2 separate regions of the Homo sapiens genome follow, and region 2 is linked to region 1. A link is an interaction called in ENCODE POLR2A ChIA-PET data of the cell type or tissue named here. Cell type or tissue: Panc1. All regions are shown on one strand.

Region 1 (2,500 bases):
TGTAGGCCAGGAATGTCACTCTGGGAGAAGCAGGCCACTGACCCTGCTCCTTTAGCTCTGGCTCAGTGGTGCAGGGGCCTGCCCAGAGGGAGAGTCAGAACAGAAGGCTTCACAGCTCTCCCTAAGGGGACTGACTTTGATCTGAAACAGAGCGTGGAGGATGTTCATGTCTAAGGGCACTGTCAAAAACAACAAGGGTCTTAGCAGTGAGCAATTAAGAGGAGGCCAATGGTCCTAATAGCAACAAACAAAATGTTAAACCAGCTACAGGTTGAGTGTCCCTTATCTGAAATGCTCGGAACCAGAAGCGTTTGGAACCAGAAGTGTTTCGGATTTCAGATTTTCAGATTAAGGATGCTCAACCTGTAGAAGTTAAACAGACAGAACCAGGGACAAAGACAGCTAAGAGCCCTCCTGAAGGTCTCAATACACCTCAGATACTGGCAACACCCTGCCCCTGTGAAAGGTCTAGAATTTAATTAGGTCATATTGTAGAGCAAGCTATATACCCCAGGACACTGTCAAAAACAATACAGCAATCAATCGCACTAGCTGTTAGTAGCAGCTAGCAGTTAGTGAAGGCTAACAGTTGGGTGTGATAGCAATACAGGCAGAATGACCAGAAGCTTAATGGAAAGATCTGGGAAAGAGATAGTCAAAGAGCCTGGCTAATGCCACTACCCCAGGGCATTAGGGGCAGGGGTGCAGTCAGGGTGACTGCATATGACCAAGGCTGTGACCTCTGGGGAGCAATATCAGTGGCTGCACACTGCAGGGGACATAAGCTTCATTGAAACAGCAGGACCAGGGCACTAAAATCAACAAGCAAACAGTAGCAGCAAGGCCCAGGGGATCATTATCCAGTTTCTTCAATGTATTATCTAAAGTTTCCAGTTTTCAAGGAAACTTTCTGAGCCATGAAAAGAAACAGGAAAGTGTGACCCATACGCAGGAAATGAAGCAGGTGACAGAAACTACCACTGAGGAGGCCCAGATGTCTGACTCAGCAGACAAAGATTTCAAAGCAGCTATAAGTAATGTGTTTAAAGAACAAAAGGAAATCATGTCTAAAGAACTAAAGGAGAGTACAGGAATGACGTGTCACCAAATGGAGAATCTCAGTAAAGAGATAGAAATTATAAAAAGAACTGAATAGAGGCTGAGTGCAATGGCTCACACCTGTAGTCCCAGCACTTTGGGAGGCCGAGGGGGGCAGATCACCTGAGGTCAGGAGTTCTGGACCAGCCTGGCCAACATGGTGAAACCCTGTCTCTATTAAAAATACAAAAATTAGCCAGGCATGGTGGTACAACCTGTGATTCCCAGCTACTCGGAGGCTGAGACAGGAGAATCTCTTGAACCCGGGAGGTGGAGGTTGCAGTGAGCTGAGATCGCGCCACTGCGCTCCAGGCTGGGTAACAGAGACTCTGTCTCGAAAAAAAAAAAAAAAAAAGAAGAACTAAATAGAAATTCTGGAGTTGAATGGTACAAAAACTTAAAAGATAAACTAATTAGCTGGCTCAGTGGTAGATTTGAGCTGGCAGCAGATGCAATCAGTGAACTTGAACATAGACAGTTTTAAGAGGTGGGGCCTTAAGGAGATCCTTAGGCCATGAGGTCATCCTGGATGGGATTGGGGGCCTTATAAAAGCGCCAGAGGGAGCTAGCGAGGTCCCTTTTTGCCCTTTCGTCCCTGCTGACGTGAGGACAAATAGCCATTAAGCACACGAAAAGCAACGGAATAGATTTGTGTGTGTGTGTGACAAGGAGCTTTTTGAAGTCAGTCATTTTTCTTGATTTCATCGCCCATTTTTTATTACTTTAGTTCCATATTCCATTAATTTTTATCTGAATTTTCTTTCCTTTAACAAATATATTTGAAAATAATAAAAGAAGGTACTTTTTACACATATATTCCAATCAGAGTCTGTCATTTCTCCCTTATTTTATCAAAACATTCTGGAACCACTTTCAAAATGGCAGTTAAAACAGTATATTATCTTTATTTTCAGACAAAATGATCTTCTGTATAGAAAATCCCAAAGAATCCCCTACAAAACTTAAAGCTAACAAACAAATTAACTGAGGTTTCAGGAAACAAGACCAATATACAAAAAAATCAACTGCATTTCTATAAACTAGTAATAAATGATTTAAAAATGAAATTAAGAAAATAACTCCATTTACAATAGCACCAAAAAGAAAAAAAGAACCTTAGTAATAAATTGAACAAAAGGAATGCAAAACGTGTCCACTAAAAATTACAATACATCATTGAAAGAAGTTCAAGTTCTAAGTAAATGGAAAGACATCTCAATGTTCATTGATCAGTGTTAAAATGGAAATACTTTCACACTGATCTACAGGTTCAACATAATTCCTATCAAAATGCAGACTAGAATTTTGCAAAGTTGAGAAGCTGCTCCTAAAATTCATATGGAAAGTCACAGGATGTAGAATAGCCAAAATAATATTGAAAAAAGAGCAAAGTGGGAAGACA
Region 2 (2,500 bases), 470 kb after region 1:
ACCCAAAAATACAGAAGTTCAAAACTTCCATTTGAAAACCATCTGTGAAGGCTGGGCAATGGCTCCAGCCTATAATCCCAGCACTTTCAGAGGCCGAGGTGGGCAGATCTCATGAGGTCAGGAGTTGGAGACCAGCCTGGCCAACATCGTGAAACCCCGTGTCTACTAAACATACAAAAAAAATTAGCCTGGAGTGGTGGTGGGCGCCTGTAACCCCAACTACTTGGGAGGCTGAGGCAGAAGCCCACAAGGTGGAGGTTGCAGGTGAGCTGAGATCACGCCACTGCAATCCAGCCTGAGACAACAGAATATAACTCTGCCTCAAAAAAAAAAACAAACCTATGAGCTTATGAGCTAGAAGAAACCCACATATTCATCACACCTCCCTTGCCTCCGGCACCTTCCCAGCCAAGCATGAAGGCCTCAAAGACATGCAGGCATGCAGTGAGGGCACTGGCGCCTCCCCCTTTGTTTTGTGCAAGTGCTTAATGAGTTACAGGCAGTTCAGATCAGGTCCTGTGCAGCCAAATGACATACAGCCCTTCCACCAGGGCCCCAAAGACGAGTTTACCTTCAGTTGCACTGGAGGGAAGACTGAAGACATCTACGCAACAGCCTCAACTGCCAAGCCAGAGATGTGGCCCTAGGCCCCAGGTGGGCACAGAGCACCAAGACTCAGTCCACATGACACTGAAGCACAGACAAGACAGAGTGCAGTTTTTAAAAGGAGGATTTATTTGACAAGTTTCACTTAGCGCAATATACCTAAAAGGAAATCACAATACAATGAAAGATTTAAATCAAGGCCTCAGAATTTCATACAAACACCAAGACCAAAATCCTAAGTATTGGTATTGCGTCTCAAATTTTTCCCATTAACTTAAAAAAAAAAAAAGCTTAAACTTACGTGCCTTACAGGTTATTAAATGAAACTAGAATTAACAAACATGCCAAAATGTTTCACTTTTAATAGTAGACACAGCTCCTATATTGTTTTACAAAAAAATAAAAGCATGTCTTTCAACATGCATCCAAAACAGTGTTCAATTTAACGTGGCAAAGGGCAACATTTAACATAATTCAACTGCTTTTACCTAAATACGCTTACTGCTTAAGTACATCCTATAACTAACTTGAGAAAAGCTGGAACTTAAGTTTAACAGTTATAGTTTACTCAGCTTCACTGTTACATCCTAGATGAGTATTGTATTCAAAAATACTGGGCCTTAAGTCTTCATAACAATCCTGATTTCCACTTAGAGTAAGCATAAATCACAAGCTTGTATTGCAGAAACTGTTAAACTGAAGTTTTCTTAAAGAAAAAAAAAAAAAAAAAAAAAAGGTTGACCAAGAGTCAGTGATCAGGATCGATCAATTACATTCCCCATCCACCACTCATACTGGACATGCTAGACAACCCTCCCATTCCGTTCACGCCCATAGATGCACGGCTTCCACTACTGTAGTAGCTGCTGTTCACTGCTCCTTGGTTACCTGCAAAGAGATCAATTTGACAAGTTAGGAGTAATATCAGACTACCAGTCAAATAAAATATAGTATTCCAAGAAAAAGTTTAAAAAGTATACGAGTACAAATGGCTGCTGTCCAAGTGGCGAGACGCATGTTTGGGAAAGGGGAATCCCGACTCCAAACAAGCCTCAATTAACCCCTTTTCTCTGCAGTACCAACTTGCCAGACTCTTGTGCTACCATTTTAACGGATTCTTCAGGATCAACATGAAAAATTAAGTTTAAAGGAAAACTAGTGTTTTTCAAAAATTGCAAAATTACTTCGTATTTTTAAAGCTAAACAAGGCATTTTTAAAAAAAATTTAACATAAACATTCACAATGTGTCCCTCGAATGGCATTTGAGAAAAGGGAGCACAGGGGAAGTCTCTTGCTTTTCCTATTCATGGTGGGCAGGAAGTGAGACAACCAAGCTGGACTAAAGGCAACTCACTGTGCCCAAATGGCAGCCTCCATGGAGTTAAGTCAGAGCCATTGACTGCTATAGAAAGCATTATTACAACATATCAGTATTTGCTATTGGGAATTTATATTTTTTGAGAAAATATTTACCTATGCAATGTTTGATTGAAAATCACTGGAGTTTTCCTGTAAAACTTGGTCTGCAAAAGGATTTTGTAGGGTAAGACTATAATACCAAAATCACCATTCTTTAGACCAATTGAAAAAAAATAAATAAAACCAATCCTAGGTTAACTGACTAATAAATACGATCCTGAACCCAACCACCATTCTACTATTTCAAATTCTCCCTCTGTCTAAAACTGACTTAATGCTAACCAAAAGACAAAAAAGTGAACAACTTTATTTAATGTTTTAATACATGGAGGCAGATATTTTCTGGCTCGACAGTATTCCAAAGCTGCAATGACTAGTTCTTAATTCAAAGAACACTTCCCCCTCCCAATGATTGTTTCTGAAAATTAGCTAGTAAAAACAGTTACATTTGGATTGAAAGCATACATTTCATAA

What was found. ChIA-PET counts read pairs that join two places held together with the same protein. Peaks named below come from ENCODE experiments on the same cell type or tissue, not always from the same donor. Only the 100,000 strongest peaks of a DNase experiment are listed, where the experiment ranks them.
Region 2: POLR2A ChIA-PET joins it to region 1 with 7 read pairs; 1 of 35 experiments calls an interaction of 5 or more read pairs at or near these places.

What each region holds. Positions count from the first base shown.
Region 1 is chr5:179,141,995-179,144,494 of GRCh38, forward strand. The region is part of intron 10 of ADAMTS2 (ADAM metallopeptidase with thrombospondin type 1 motif 2); the gene reads right to left. Among named protein-coding and RNA genes, the nearest start is that of ZNF354C, 83 kb to the left of the region's middle. In Panc1, no CTCF peak of the experiment used is centred here; a DNase peak (open chromatin) is centred at 1,002.
Region 2 is chr5:179,613,466-179,615,965 of GRCh38, forward strand. It overlaps HNRNPH1 (heterogeneous nuclear ribonucleoprotein H1), which reads right to left. Exons shown (of 14, transcript NM_001257293.2): 13 at 2,081-2,130; 14 at 713-1,494. The coding sequence ends at 2,081. The region is part of intron 4 of LOC128966623 (a long non-coding RNA gene); the gene reads left to right. Among named protein-coding and RNA genes, the nearest start is that of HNRNPH1, 9.0 kb to the right of the region's middle. RefSeq lists an enhancer at 363-422. In Panc1, no CTCF peak of the experiment used is centred here; no DNase peak of the experiment used is centred here; H3K27ac peaks cover 616 bases.